2 separate regions of the Mus musculus genome follow, and region 2 is linked to region 1. A link is a loop called in an ENCODE intact Hi-C map of the cell type or tissue named here. Cell type or tissue: left cerebral cortex. All regions are shown on one strand. Links, peaks and the distances in the headings refer to the core of each region. The heading gives the core; the rest is flanking DNA. Region 1 has its middle 170 kb from the start of Gm24502. Region 2 has its middle 140 kb from the start of Gm32727.

The links. Hi-C counts contacts between places; a loop is a spot of excess contacts. Peaks named below come from ENCODE experiments on the same cell type or tissue, not always from the same donor. Only the 100,000 strongest peaks of a DNase experiment are listed, where the experiment ranks them.
Region 2: a loop joins it to region 1, with 2.6 times the contacts of the local background. A loop is called at or near these places in 5 of 42 quality-filtered maps.

What each region holds. Positions count from the first base shown.
Region 1 is chr5:75,384,617-75,392,952 of GRCm38, forward strand. No RefSeq gene overlaps it. Among named protein-coding and RNA genes, the nearest start is that of Gm24502, 170 kb to the right of the region's middle. In left cerebral cortex, for the core only: no CTCF peak of the experiment used is centred there; DNase peaks (open chromatin) are centred at 3,464 and 5,018.
Region 2 is chr5:75,837,408-75,845,743 of GRCm38, forward strand. No RefSeq gene overlaps it. Among named protein-coding and RNA genes, the nearest start is that of Gm32727, 140 kb to the right of the region's middle. In left cerebral cortex, for the core only: no CTCF peak of the experiment used is centred there; a DNase peak (open chromatin) is centred at 3,240.

The DNA.
Region 1 (8,336 bases), core at 35-8,034:
CGCACCCATGTCTTGTTGTAACAAAATGCTTGACAAAGGCAACATAAAGAACGGCTTATCTTGGCTTGTTGTTTAAGAGGACAGGTCATCAGGGCAGGAAGGTCCATCAGAGAAGGAGGCAGCTGATCATTTGCAGGAGGAAAAAGACACAAATGTTGGTCTTCTATTCACTCTCTCTATTTTATTCAGACCTCAACCCATAGGATGGTGCAGCCAGCATTCAGAGTGTTCCCTGCCCTGTTAAATCTTTTTAGAAACAACTTCAGACACACCCCAGAGGTGCGTTTTCATGGTGATGTTAAATCCCAACAGGTTGACAATGAAGATTAACCATCAATGTGCATATATGAGTGTGTGTGTGTGTGTGTGTGTGTGTGTGTTTGTGCACATACACATGTGTATGTAATATGTGGGCATATGCATGTGTGTGTGTGCACATATACATGTTTGTCATGTGTGTGGGCATATGTGTGTGTGTGCACATATATATGTTTGTCATGTGTGTGGGCATATGTGTGTGTGTGTGCACATATACATGTTTGTCATGTGTGTGGGCATATGTGTGTGCACATACACATGTGTGTGTAATGTGTGGGCATATGCATGTGTGTGTGTGTGCTCATATAAATGTGTGTCATGTGTGTGAGCATATGTATGTGCGTGTTTCATTGTATCTGGCTTTGCTTCTTAATTTTATACAGGTTTTGCAGTTGTTACCTAGGAGAGGACTAGTCTGCTAGGAACTTAGACCGAGTTGATTATGAAGATTAATCATTATAGAGCTTTAGAAGGCAAAGATCATAATCAGAAGGACAGCAGATTAAAAACAGCAAGTTCCTGTGATGACCAGAGTTAGCCATAGGCAGCAGCCACTAGTCAGAGGCTCAGAGCAAGTGGCATTCACAGGGGCCAAGAAGGAACTGAGCAATTTTTTTGTTTTGTTTTGTTTTGATTTTTCATAGACAGGGTTTGTCTGTGTAGCCCTGGCTATCTTGAAACTCACTCTATAGACCAGGCTGGCCTCCAGCTCAGAGATCCACTGCCTCCCGAGGGCTAGGATTAGAGGTGTACACCACCACCACTGTATTCTGAGACTTAAGTTTCTCCAAGGCCAGCCTGGACACAGATTCCTCCAACAAAGCAGGTTTACCTAATCTTGTCATCAAGTCTCAGCATGACTGTCTGCTGTCCCTTGAAGAACCTGTTAAGATCAGGTTAGAGACTAACAGTTGTAATGATTAAAAGATGATAAACAAAGCCGCACAATAGACTGAGGTCACCCCAGGGAGGGACTGGGGGTGGGGGAATGTTAGGGGCTGATCTTCTCTCATCAACAGTCTCCATCAGTGGCCTGACAGTGGTGTAAAGTGCTTGCTAATGAAACACAGTCAGGCCTGTAGTAGGAGTCACTGAGACTGGAAAGCCAAGCTTAAGGACGAAGTTTAGGATGCCATGGGGGTCCAGGAAATCAAAGGGTTGAGATCTAGCAGGGAAGGAATACGGTAATGGCCAAAGGAAGACTCCTGGGAAGTAGACCTTTCTGATGGCAGATAGTACAAAACCCACCAAGCCAAGAAAGTTTCTAAAAGTATGTGGTGACAGAAGTGACTGACGATGACAGCCCACTTATGCTAGTCTGGAACAATGCTTTCACACAGTTTCTGACTTCACAGGCTACAATCACTAAGACTGGGCGGGGCTAGGAGGCTTTCCTCAAGGCTCCAGAGGAAAATCTCTGGTCCCTGTCATGCCTGGTACTGCTCCTGCAGCTCCCCAGTGGCTGGTGGCTTCCTGTTCAAGCCTGACACTACATCTTCACAGCCCTGATTCACAGAGGCAATGTCACAGAGCAAGGTATGACTGTACTGAAAACAGTTACCCTCCAGGACAGTGTTGCTCAGCAGCAGAGGGCTGACTTATCATGCACAAAGCAGTGGGTTCTATCCCCAGCATCTGCCAAAAAGTTAGTAAGAGTAACTTCCCACTTGTTGACATTTACATGTTCAATTCATTTCGGAGCTCTTAGGTCAATCAAAGATAGTGGCTTGCGTTAGCCAACCCATTTCCTCCCTTGAATGCGAGGTCCAAAGAGCACGCGTACCATGTGACAGTTTGAAAGTGAAATGCTCCTCTCCCCCATACACTCATGCATGTGAATACCTGGTCCCAAGCGGGTGGTACAGTTTGGGGAGCGTGAGAGATTTTAGGAGACGGAGCCTCACCAGAGGGAGTAGGAGGGTCTTGAGGTTCCATTACTCAGCCCCATTTGCTGCTTAACTCTCTGCTTCTAGACTGTAGATGCAGCAGGACACACCACCTCATGCCTCTGCCTATATTATTCTTTTCCCACAGTGATGGGCTGATCCCTTCAACCTGTGAGTCAAAGCAAGCCATTCTCCTTCAAGATGCTTCTTGTCATGCATACGGTCACAGCAATTTGAAACGTAACCAATCCAAAGCCTTAGATTTCACGTTCACCTTGGCAACACTTGTGCCAAGGGCAGAGGCTGCCTTGTGGTGCTTAGAAAATACTCATGAAATAATACTTCAAAAACGATCCCCGCCCCTAGTGCTCAGTTGATGAAAAAGGACACAAAGTCACAAGATGATACACTGACTTGCTCATGTGGCATAAATGGAGCTTGAACTCAGGCCAGAGCCGAGTTCCTTTTCTCCTCAAGGTCGCCATTAGAAGTTTCCAATGCCAGTCATAATGATTCTTGTCTTAATGCCAGCACTTGGAAATCAAAGGCAGGAGAATTGTTATAGCCCAGGTCAGCTATATGGACGTAGCTCAGTGGTGCAACTCTTGTCCAATGTCTTCTTTAATCATTAGCACTAACGACAACGATGACACCACAATGACAATGACAACGACGAAGACGACAACGACTACTACTACGAAGACGACAACAGCATGTCTCCTCTCCTCACCAATTCTGAAAACATATTCTCTACTGCACCAGCACTTATCGCCTTTCCTACCTCTATTTCCTTCCTCAGTATTTACCACAGCTAATATGCCCTATCTACTCTAAATACTACTATTCTTTCAACCCTCTCTGTAGAAGGTCGGCTATTTGAAGCAGAATATTTTGCCTCCAGCAGCGAGAATATTATTTATTAAGCATCAGCAATAAAATCAGGAGCTATTGTTAGGATGCTCGTTTTTATTCACAGTAAAACTGAACTTACAGACGTTTAGAGAGTTATCTTAACCAGTTAGGTACAGCAGTGAGACAAGACGCCAGATCTGACAACCAGGCTGGGTCTTCAGTCATTCGGCTACAACTGTGGACAGGGAGCGCTGGCAGAGGAGCCTGGAGCCAGGCAACAAGCTCCCATCCCTCTGCGGCTGTTCTCTCCTATGGTTCTGCCCTGCTCGCAGAGGAATCCAAGGGAGCCTGCAAATGAGCACTGTGGTTGGATCCTGTGGGAGAACACAGCTCCCGCTGCCAGCCAGCATTGTGTGCTTTCAACTAGCTTTTCACCTGGTCATGTGACAGCTCCACCCACTGAGCGGGAGGGCCAGGAAGCATCCCATTTTTACGTGACCAGGACTCAGAGAGATTCGCCTTACTCTTGCTGAGGAAGTACCTCTCGACCTGCACCCTGTCTCCAGGGACGATCTCACCATCTTCCTGGTTAACAGCACTTCCGGTGCAGCTCATGGTACAGTTCAGACCAGACAAGCCACGGAGGTTCTCTCTCACCAGCGGTCTAGCCTGCTGCCCTTTTCTTCTCCTTTCTACCTTCTTAGCTTAGCCTCTTTTCCAAGAGGCTTCCTCTTTTCCTTGGCTTCTCAGATTCAGGTTCTGACAGTGAGAGAGACATCACATTTATTGGATCCCTACTATGTGCCAGACACATATTGATTGTAGGGAAACCATACCTCACAGCCACACAGCCAGTATCGCTGAGCGGAAGAACTGAGACTCAAGCAAACTTTCTTAAAGTCACACAGATAAGGGGCAAAACAAAGCTGGTGGCTGAGAGCACAAATTTAGTGTTCTCTTTCCTTCTTGCTACTTACTGGGGTTGCCTCCAACCTATGAAAACTGTCCTTAAAGGGGGGGGGCGTTACCCCAGTCCTCCTCACTCCTTCAACACCCAGCACCGTGACTAGTACTATACTAGTTATAGTATAACTAGTTATAGTAATAACTCCGCGCATTGGCACAGTGAGCACAGCAGACGAGAATCCTGCCCTCATGCAGCCCTAACAGTGAAACAGATATGTGCTGATTGGTCTTGATGAAGGATTTCAGGCTGGGCTGGGAGTGGTGTTGAGGAAGAGGGGGAGGAAATGTGAGACACTGCCTACTCATGGGTTATGGAGTTTCCCACCACTGACCAGGAAAGTCTTCCCTCAAATAGTGTTTGTGTGTGTGTGTGTGTGTGTGTGTGTGTGTGTGTGTGTGTGTGTGTGTTTAAGATCTGAGTCAGTGAAGACGAAGAATGCAGCTGGTTCAATTTGGGTTGAGCCTGTGCCTTGTGAGACAAGCAAGCTGTTCGGTCACTTTGTGAGTCTGTGTCCTTTTCTATTACGTGAATGCTGGAAGTGCCCCCCCCCCAACACACATTTGGTCTAGCAAATTCATTTTTTCTGATTATTATGCTGTAAGCACTGCTCTTGGCATGGGTGTTTCAAGGGCTCATGTATGCTTCAAATGACATGTATGTATGAGGCCTCATGTCTTTTGGGGGGAGACAGACAATCATAGATGAGTGGGTCAATGTTACCTTTGATGTCCTAGGGGCTCTGACGTGGATTGAGTACTTAAATGACTGTGATCTCCCAGGGGTTTGCCCAGGGATCTTCATGCCCTACACACTCAGCCACACTGCCTACCTGCCTTTGACATCTCTTGCTTTGTGAGATCTTGCTGCAAGAGAGAACACTCAACAGCTAACAGTCTCAGACCCCAGGAAAGATAGGAGACTCAGCCTTGTGGCTTCTCCAGAGGCGCTGAAACTGGAGGATGAGAACCAGTGAGCTCCGCCCACGGCCTGCTGGCAGGTGCAGGAGAAATTACATCTTGGAACACAGAGGACATCTTCTCCCCTGAAAGCAAGCTGGAGCTCGCAGGAGGCTTTCAGCTTACACTTTCCACCCCGCCTAGCTCTGCAAACAAGTTATTAGCAGTTTTACATTTTCCCTTAAGGGAATCTGTGTTAATTCACCTTGGTGCCTCTCTGGCAGCGTGTCAGCTAGTCCTGCTTATAGAACCTTGACAAGAAAAGCGTGGAAGGGAGGGGTGGGGGAAAGAAATGTGGAAGGGAGATAAGAGAAAAGGTAGGTAGGAAGGAAAGAGGAGAGGAGGAGAAGGGAAGGGAGAGAAAGGGAAGGGAAGGGGGAGAGGAAGGGGGAGAGGGGAGAGGAGAGAAAAGAAAGGAAGAAAAATGGAGTGGGGGATGGAAGGGAAGGGAGGGGAGAGGAGAGGAAGGAAGGGGAGGAGAGAGGAAGGAAGGGGAGGGGAGAGGAAGGAAGAGGAGGGGAGAGGAAGGAAGGGGAGGGGAGAGGAAGGAAGGGGAGAGGAGAGGAAGGAAGGGGAAGGGAGAAGAAGGAAGGGGAAGGGAGAAGAAGGAAGGGGAGGGGATGGGAAGGGAGAGAAGGGAGGGAGGGGAAAGAGAAGGAGGGGAAAGGAGAGGAGAGAAAAGAAAAGAAAGAAAATGGAGGGAAGGGTAGGGAAAGAGAAGGGAAGGAAGAGGAGGGGAGGAGAGGGACACCGGGAGAAAAGATGGGCAATGCTATCTAACATATTTGCTAAGAAACAGAAGCCCACTGAAGGACCTATGGGATAATTGCAGGTTCTCAGGTCATAGGTGCCCAAAGGCATCTACTATATTCCCTGGCACTTCTGTTTCCCTCTGAGACTTCGAGAGGAAGTACTGCATGTGGGAGCACACCAGGGAAGAGGAGGAGTGGCTCCCCGCCCATGTTCCCTGCACTTTTTCTCTACTACTTCTATGGTTAATGGAAATCAAGGTTAAAGGGGTTTAAGGTGTGTGTGTGTGTGTGTGTGTGTGTGTGTCCATATCCGAAATGGAAACACTATTCCTTAACCTAGGAAATGATAGTAGGCCATACTGATTGCATATTCCTCTCAATGGACAGCCCCTTCACCTTAATTTGGCAGGGCAAGTTTCTTAATCACAATAGTTGAAGATACTTATAGTAGAAGCAGAGGTCTGTGCCCATGGAAGCAACAGCTCTTTGATAGCATATCTGCATCCCCACAGGCTGGACTATGGTGGTTAACTTGCCTCATTCTAGAATTCAGGATTAGGAAGTCCTCTCGTGTCAGCCTCTCTTCCAGTGTCAGCTTTCTTGGTAGATCAGGGTGATGTTTTGGCTTCTAGGTCAATTATTCTTCTGTCATATATATGTATACATCTGTCACATACATATACATGTCTTTTACATATTACTATTACATTTTACATATTACTATTACATGTCTTCATATACATATATATTTGTCAGATACATACACACTCACATACACATGTATGTAATATACTATTTGGTTCAAATTTTCTCAAGGAGGAGAAATACTGTTAGACTCAGAGCATAGAGTGTTAATCTATGTTCTTCATTTCCACACAGTACTGGGTTTATGACATCTTCTTCATCTGAGAAGTCACCATGTACCTTTAAGATCTCAGGAATCAAGGTTGGGCAAGTGCTGGCCATGGTGAATGGGAAGTGGGGGCCGGGGAGATGGCTCAATCAAGTGCTCACCATGCAAACATGAGGACCCAAGCTCAGATTCCTGAGCACACATGTGAAAAGACAGGTGTGGTGGCACATGTCTGTAATCCCAGCTCTGCGGAAGTGGTGACAGGAGGGTCTAGGTGGCTGCTAATCTAGCCAAAATGGTGAACTCAAGATTTACTGAGAAACCTTGTCTCAGAAATAAGGAGGAGAATGATAGAAGAAAACACCTGGCAACAACCTCTGGCTTGTCTGTACACACCCTCACATGCACACACACACACATGAACATTCACAGACACACACAGACACACATTCACACACACATGCACACACTTGCACACACACACACACACACAGAGAGAGAGAGAGAGAGAGAGAGAGAGAGAGAGCAGAAAGTGAGGCATGTCAATCGTCAGTTAGTCATGGGATAAAAATCCAGACTCCTGAATTTAGAAAGAAGCCACCCCCTGAATTTGCCAAGTCCAAGTCGACCTGGCAGAAAATGGGCATGAGAGACTGTCATCCTTGCTGACAGTGTGCAAAGCGCAACACAAAGACTTCACCTAGCATTTGCAATGCCAGTAGCAAAGAGTAGTACAATTACCACACACACTGTTAACCAGGGAGTGGGTTCCAGACACTGTGCCGAGTGTGAAGAGTCATTATCCCACTTAGCCTCAATGCACCAGTTAAGTGTTATTATCATCCTCTTATAGATGTGGAAACTAAATCACTCAGAGAAGAAAAGTTGATCAACAGGGGGAAGGCGAGGGGGAGGGAGAGAGAGAGAGAGGAGAGAGACATATAGGATGGAGGGAGATATCAGTAAATCAACACAAAATCTTCCACAGCAGTCAATAGTTTGAGAACTGGGGTGAAATGAAACTGTGTGGGGCTTAGGACCCAGCCCATGGTCACTGAGCATGAGTAGCTAGTACCATTCTTTTTGTTGAGGCACAGATACTTCCATGATGGCTAAAAGGGGCAAAATTGCCAAATAAAACAATTTGCTCTAGAATGTCTCATTATTGTTTTAAAAATATCTTTCAGATCTATGGGGAAGGAGAAGGTTTATTTCCATGAGATTTGAGCCCCACATGTGTCCCACTCCTGTCTCCTTGCCCTGTCTGCTGATGTCATTTGTTCATTTAATTATATTCTGTGTAATGGGTACCTGCCTGAAGCAGTGAGAATATTGTAGTGAGTAGAGAAAAAAAAACAAAAAACAAAAAACAAAAGAACAAAAACAACAAACCCTTTCTGGTGGAGTCAGATTTACATGACTAACATCACATTTCTTCTATGCTTTGATGTTTGATTCAATATCTACCATCCTTTCCTGAATTTGTGCTGTCATCTTCTAAAAATTTGACATTCATTGGGGCTACAATGGGAAGAGAAGGGAGAAATTACCTAAGTGACATTGGTGACCTTCAAAGGCATTGCTGGAGTGTGAAGCTCTTCTCTTTGCTGTGATCTCAGTGTTTGTACCCAATTCCACCAGCCCCCTCAAGTTCTTAGGCTAAAATCCTTCAAAGTCATGGAATTAGCAGGTGAAAACTTATAGAGGACATTAGGTCTCCAAGGCATGGCTTCCTTGATGGGATTATTTTCC
Region 2 (8,336 bases), core at 42-8,041, 450 kb after region 1:
GCATGACCCCTGGCTGGGGAGGCAGAGACGGGCAGATCTCCTGACACTCATTGATCACCCAGCTCGGTGAATGTAACGGGCTTCAGTGCAGTGAGTCCTTGTCTCAAAAGAGTAAAGTGGATGGTGAGAGAGGATGACGACACCTTCTGGTCTGCTCATGCAGCACATACATACATGTGTCCACACAAACATGTACATTTGGTGCATATGCATATGCATCCACAAAAATACATAGGACACATATACCCATGAATCCACATACATGCAACACATATGCACATGTATCCACACAAACAAGTACATCCATCACATATACACATGCATCCACATAAACATATACATGTAAAACATATGCACGAGTCCATAAAAACATATACATGCTGTGAATATGCACATGCATCCACACAAACATGTACAAGCAGCGCATGTGTACACATGCATACATGTAGTATATTTGCACATACCCTTACACAGATGTACACATATACACACTTAAAAAAATAAAACCAAACAATAAATTACTTACTTAAAATATCTTTAGGAACAAAATGGCCCGAACAACGTGAGAAAGGCAGAAAGGTAGCAAGCTGTAGAATGAGGTAATATGGGCATTAATGCTGGATATACCAGATATTAGTCCATTCAAGTCATTTAACCCGTTATTATTTTCTTTTATATAGAATAGAAATACACCTTAGGGCACTCTTGCGTGTACCCAACTCGCCAGCAAGAACGACACTGCAACAGGATCCTTCTGCACACGTTTAATGGGAGATCTTGATTGCAGAGGCGAAGAGACCCCGAGCCCAGAACTGGTGCTGCTTATATAGGCCTAGGAGAGGCATGTCTCACACCCGGATTGGTTATGCACTATACCTCATTTGCATGTTCCTCATCTGATTGGTTATTCTCTCTCAGTACCTCACAGAACCTCATTAACATACCTCATTTGCATGTCTCACATCTGATTGGTTATACTCTCAGAACCTCATTATCATGCCCAGGCCAGGCAGTGTCTTGGCAAAAAACTTTACTGCATATGTACACATTGGTTGTTTGCCCAAACTTATGCGTGGTGGCCAGTGGTAGCCAGCGCCACCTTGCAATGGCACATGTGGCTTCCCAGAGGGCACGACAGAGACTTTTTTGTGTTTTCAAATTAGGCAAACCTAAGCATGGTGGTAGACCGAGGCAATCCTGCCATTTGAAAAGTTGAGATGGGAAGGCCAGGAGTTCAAGGTCACTCTATAGCAAGTTCAAGCCTGCCTGGGTTACATGAGACCCTTTCCTTGGCAATACAGATGCTAACCGTTACTGTGATAGGACTGCGTACCAAACAGTCCTGGGTCACGGGCACTTGTTTTTTCGCTGTGGTTTGGCTACAGTCAGCTACTGTTGGCCATTCTGTCTGGCCTCCAAGCTCTGAGTCAGGCTCAGGTGTTCTGTTCCTGTCTGGTTTTAAAGGGTAACAACTGAGGGCACGCTCACTGTAGAAGGCAGACCATAGGAAGGCTGGCAGGATGAACCATGATTCAAGTAGCCTCAGTTTATAACTAGCATGTTACCACTCTGTTGACTTTATTTCCTGGTTTTATTTTGGTTTGTTTTGTTCTGTTTTGTTTTTGTTTTTTGTTTTGTTTTGTTTTTTTGGACAGGTTCTCAATATGTAGCTCAGGTTAGCCTTGAACTCATTATATAGCCTAAGCTATCCTAAAGCTAGCTAGAAGTGAGCCACTTGTTTAGGCCTTCCAAGTGCTGGGTGGGATTTTAAAAGTGTATTATTACTACACCTTGGCTGCCCACAATCTGTTAACCAAAACATCACATCGCCAGGGCCAAAGTCATTGTGGTAAGAATAGCTAACCACTGCCAAGATAGGGATACACTAGCTCTCTCTTGCAGTCCCAAGGGCCTAGCAGACACACAAGAATAAGGTCTGGGATCAAATAGAAAAGAAATAGCACTAACTCCATGATGATTCTAAAATAGACCCTGAAACTAACATTTTCACGCACAAAAAAAATGTTTAAAAGTCAGTTTGCAATTTTGTTCTAATCAGAGTTGACAGATATAGCTCCTCTATGAATTTGAAAACAGGTGTCCCTTCTACCCAGATGTGTACTCAGGGTCAACAGCATGGTTCAGGTATAACAGCAAAATCCTTCTTCCGTGGGGACAAACCCCAGCTCTGCACAGAGCCCATGGCTGGGGGCTGTGAGCAGGGGAGTGTTACACGCAGGAGCCCCTCGGCTGTGCTCACTGTGCAGTGTACAGCCAGTGCACCATGTGCAATGTCGTTGCTCCTGAGAGTGGAAGGTGGTTTGGAAGTCTCATCCTGCATGGCTCTCTGCATCTGAGTCCAGACCCAGGCAACATGGAGACCTAAAAGCTTGCCCACAGTTCTGGGGCTATGAGCTGGTACCACAGGGAGATGCCCAGACTCACACAACTTAATTTCTTTCATCCTGATTGACAGGATAAGCAGAGGAAGGAAGAGGAGGGAATTTGGAAGAAGTCTTATAAGACACTGATGTTATAAGCCTGAGTGGGGTGCTAGGCAACAAATTAGGGAGCCACATCTCAGGGTGGGAGACCCTCCTGTGTTTACACACGGAAGTGATGGGAGAAATAGGTAGGATTCTATCCTGAGTTACTTACTTGGAGATTAACTAATGAGAGTTCCGGAAGCAGTGACGCCACTGGGCAGAATATTAAGTTTCTCACAATAGTCATGGAGATTTTAACCCTAGAGGGGATAGGGAGAAACAGAGGAGGCAGAAGGGAGGAGAGAAATACCCAGCAGGGGAGGAGGATAAAGACAAGAGCTATGTCTGCTCTGGTCCCCAGCATCAATACTAGGGCTTGGCCTGAGAAGATGCTCACAAAATGAGCATGGATGTGTGGGAGGGAAGAGGGCAGAGAAATTATGACCTCTGTGACTTTACATAGAACATTTCTTAGTGAGAATGACAGGACATCTTCAGTCTCCACCAGCCAGTTTCATATTGTACTTGCAGAGCCATGTCGTGAGTGTGCAGACACACACACACACACACACACACACACGCAGGCACACACATATATGCACACAGATGCACGGACACAGGCACACACGCGTGCACACACTCCTTACTTAGCATCACTCACCCATCTGGTCCATCCTTGCTTATCAGCATCTGAGATCTGCAGCCTCCCCCACAAGCCCAGCATAGATGAGCACACCGGCTCGCTTGTCCTCCTCTCTTTGGTTTTCCTGTTTGCTTGCATGTGAGAGTCTGTTAGATACTTCCTTCTAGGCTTAATTGCCAGCTGACCTGGGAGTGTATGAATCTGCTTTCTCAGGGCCTCTAGCTCCAGTGACTCTGCAGTGGCACTCCAGGCTCCCCTCAACAAGACTGGAACAGTAACAGCTTCCCCGGAGACAAGAATGACAAGTACCGCACCTACTGTGGAGACAAAGACCCCTGAAAAGGGTTCTCCCTGTGGGGCCATCCTTGGATGCTGCCCAGATACAAGGTTCAGCCTCTTCTTCCTCTTTAAAATATGGCCAGGTCCAGTCAGATCCAAAGTGATCACACTGAGGACTGAGTCCCATCACTGGGCCACCCAGACACTTCCAGAGCCATTCAGGATCCAGCTGCTGGTGTGGGGGACTCAACCTCTTGGGAATGGCATGTTTATTTTGAAACCATTGTGAGTCTTGATTTGGTATAGTGAAAGAAATTAGTGCTTGTGAATATGGCCCAATTATTACTGCATTAATTCTTCCAAATTAGCAGCTGACATTGGCTGGGTAGCAGTCAGGACATTTCAATAGGTTCAGCTGGAAAGTTCTGTGGCTGTGGGGTCACCCCACCCCCACTCCAAGCCAAATGACACCTCCCTGTCTGGATGACCTTCACAGCAAGGGTGAATGGCACTATTTTAAAGGCATCTGGAAGTGCACAAACTAAGGTGTGGTGGGGAGAGGCCCCAAAGTTAGCCACCACCTTGACATCATTGATATCCACATTAGCCCATGGGTTCCAGATCCTTTGAAAATAGGAGGAACTATAGCTTGCTCTGGAGGAATAGAGTCCCAACGCCTTCTCATCTTCTCATGGGCTAAGCAACTTAGTGAGTTTTCACTCTAAGTCAGCAGTCAAGAACACTCCCTGCAGCAAAGAGCAATGCCAAGGACAGAGGGGATTCTCTGATGGTCGTTAGGAACCAAGTTGGATCCTGTCCGAGTTCAGGTATCAGAGCCCAAACTCCCACTATCCAAGAGTGTATTTTGGAAACCCAGGTGATTAAATCAAAAGACTCTTGAGTTGGCACCTGGTTGAACAGGATTCTCCAGGGAAAGAGAATCAATAGGATGCACCCATGACACAAGGACATGAACACACACACACACACACACACACACACACACACACACACACACACAAATACGCTTGAGGCAATTGGCTTAGACAGTTAGAGAGACCAGCAAAATCTCAAGGCTGAAGAGCTGCAGGGTAAGCTGGAGACGGGAGGCTGACAGGAGAGCTTCAATCCAAGCAAAGGGCCGGATACCAAAGGGAAATAACTGTGTACGTGCGAGCCTGAGGGCTGCCAGGTAGAGGCTTGGGGAGAGCTGATGTTTCCTTGAGAGTTCCAAGGTTAGCACAAGCCAAGAACCTGGAGAAAAGGCCAGCCTCCAGGAAGAATTCTTTCTTATTCAGAGAAGAAAACAACTTTTTTTTGGTCTCAGGCTTTCAATTGGTTGAATGAGAGCCACCCACAACAGGAGGAGAAACCAGCTTCCCTCTGTCTCCTAATGTGAATGCCAAGCTGATGCAAAAGTAGCCTCCCGAGGAACTCCAGAAGAAGATAGATCAGATAGGAGGGTGTCTCATGGTCTACTTAAGCGGGCACATACTATTAACTCAGTCCTAACCAACTCTGACTGCTGTCCCTATCAAAAGAATAAATCTGAGCACACAGACATCAGGGCTATGTGTGTATAAAGATCCCCATGAGGACACAGCAAGAGGACAGAAAGACTTCAGAAGACACCAAACCTGTTCCAACTTGATCTTGAATCTCTAGCCAGTGAGAAAATGTATTTGATAACAAGACATCAAGTCTGTGGTATTTTGTTAGGTGGCCTTAGCAAACCAATCCACTTCTCTGCAAGATCAAGGTAGGTAGCTTCTGCTACTGGTCCTGCAGCCCAGGACTCCTGAGCCCATGTCTCCTTCACAATTATTTTGGTTTCTTCATATGCATTGGCCCCATGCACACAAACAGGAAATGCTACTGCGTCCTGGGAAAGAAGCGGGGGTCAGAGATGGGGAGTTTCTCCTGTGCGGCTTCAAGACAGGACTGCTACAATGCACAACTGGCCCATGTTATTGTAGCCCAAGACCACCCTGTCCTGTCAGAGAAGCTGGCAAATCCTAAGCCTTTCTGTCATACTTTAAGACAAACTAAGTCAAAGGAGCAGGCCTGGGGTAGGTTGCCCAAAGAGCTGGCCTGCAGGCTTAGTCAGCGGAGATGACTGCACACTGGAGAAGCAGCAACTGGTGGATTCTCCACAGAACCATTGGGGCTGAAATGGCTGGAAGAGGGTTTTTAAAATGGCATCAATTATGGGTTTCTTTTTGCCCCTCTTGGAGTGTCCTTGGTACTATGGGAATATCTCACTATTTATTGAACCTGTGGCTATTGGGACCCATGAATTCTACCTAGCCTTGGGCAGCCTTCAGCACCTAGGGCTGATCAGATGCTATGGGCTCAGAGCCCCTAGCCCTGTGACCTGCTATTGTGGCCATGTATGAGCTCTTCACCTAGGGATACAGCTTCATGTTTTTCAAGTAGTTCCCACCCAAGCCCTGCAGCGGCCAGCTGCATGGGAGAGAAAGTAACTCCTTTGTGGAGCAATTTCACCCCAAGCAAAGAGGAGATTCACTGCTTCTTAGAATAGACTGTGTGAAGCCATCTCACATGACCGAATACATGAGACTGATTTCTGGAGGCCATTAAAGCAGGGTGGCCCAAACAGGATGACTTTAAACAGAAACTTACTCTCTCTAGGGTTTCTAAGCCCAAAGTACCAGCATCAGCATGTGAGCAGCACCACACTTCCTGTAGGTTCTAGGGCAATGGTTCTCAGCCTTCCTAATGCTGTGACCCTTTAATACATCTCTTCATGGTGTATTAAAGGGTCACCCCCCGCTAGGCCATTAAATCATTTTCATTGCTACTTCCTAACTGAAATTTTGCTACTGTTATGAATCGTAACGCAAATACCTGTTTTCCAGTGGTCTTAGGTGGCCCCTGTGAAAGGGTCATTTGACCACCAAAGGGGTCGGGACCCATGGGTTAAGGGCGATTCACTTTCTTGCCTTTTTTAAGCGAGCTTCCTCTTCTGTCTGTCCATCTATCCTGTAGATCTCTTGGCATTAGATGTAAGGCCTACTTAGATATTCTAGTGTGAGCTTGTTATTACAAAATACTTAATAACATCTGGAGGGACTTCTGGTCTAGGTAGCATGCCATTCATGGATAACAGGAAGTAGGATTAGACACACCCTACTCGAGGTCACCATCCATATCATCACAGACAGCCTTGCTTTAACCCTCAATACCCTTCATCACCCTTCCTCAAGTGGTGACTCACGACAGGGACACTCCCACCTTGCCTCTCCTCTCACCCACTGAGTCCCTTTCTTCCTATCCAGACTATGTCGCTCCCAAAGGAAGCATGGGTACTCAGTCCTTGCCTCTGCCTCTGCTGCCAAGAAGAGGGCAAGGCAATAATGAAACATAATTTGGCAGATGGGAAAGCAGTCTTCAAGTCTTGCACACAAGCTGATATAATAAATATCATAAACTGAGTACCTGATTTAAAGATCTTTTTCTTCCCGGTTCTGGAGGCTTGGAAGTCCTAGCTTAAGTCACCAGAGGATTTGGCATCTAGAGAGGGCCTACTCTGTTTCATAAATCATGTCTTCCAGCTGTGTTTGCACAATAGAAGCAAATTACCTCTTCAGGGCCTTGTTGGAAGGGCACTATTCTCAGAGGGTTTCACCTTCATGACACAGTCACCTCTTCAAGCATTAATTCTTACTACCATCACCCCAAGTGTTAAGGTTTTACCATATACCTCTGAGGGACGTAAAAAGATCATGCCAAGAGTGTGAACAGCCTCAGCTCTAGAGTCAATACAGGCTCTGCCAGCTCCTACCTATGTGACCTTGGACAGGTCATTTACTTAGCACCTATAAGCCTCAGACTGTCACAGTTAGACAAGAGTGGTAAGAACTCTTAGTTGTAGGGATGTTACCAAGACCAACAAAAATGTCTAGCAAAAACACCTGACTGTCATAAGTACCAAGTATATATCTTCTATTATGATTAATAGCTGAACAGATATGTCCTTCAGGAGTCTGCTCCTATATGTAGTAGTGACAGGACAGTGGGGTCCTGGACAGTGTGATGGTAGCCACAACAAGCTGGCCTCATCCCTACAATGTCCTCTAGAGACCAGGATTTCTTTTCACCTCCCATTATAGGCATTTGAAAAAGCAGAAACGGTTTCCCAGTGTGATCTGGGATCATCAAGTTTTCACGATCTCAGGTCACTTGTCCTCGCTGGTCTATCTCAGTCCACGCACTTCCCTCCCTGGGCCCCAGGGTTCTTACATGGCTGATCTATTACCTGTTCCTTTCAAACAGTCCGGGACTCACACTGTCCTTCCTGCCTCTGGTGCCCTGCCTCTGCGCCTCATTCGTACAGGCTTGCTCATGCAAAATGTGAAATGCCATATCTCATTTAACTATCAGAGAAGGGAGCTTGTCCTTCTCTTTATGTAATCTGTAGATTAGAAGAGAGAGAGACATTCGTGTTGTTCTAATTCAATGTGGTAGACATCTGAGAGAAAACCCGGGATATGTAGGAGCCAAGAGCAGAGACATCAACCATGCAGTTGCTCCCTGGAACTTTACTCTTTGGCAAGAGCTGGGTCAAGTTCTGGCCCCTTACTACCTAACACTCACTTCACATCCATCAGGAGAGATCAACTCCCTGAGTTTTAATATTCTATTAAATAATATTGAAGACCAGTTCCCTCCAGCTAGGCTTTGAGTTAAATAGATTGTGTGTGTGTGCTTGGCACTAGAAATAGAACCCAGGTGAGGCTGGACCCTAAGGACTCAGAAATACTAAGCAAGCCATCTCCTACTGAGCTACACTCCAGCCCGAAATCCATCATACATACTGCCCTATCACACCCTCCCAACACTCTCATAAGTTGGCACTCCTCACTTTTCATTCGCCACCGTGCTGAGCTGTCTTGCCCATCTGCCTA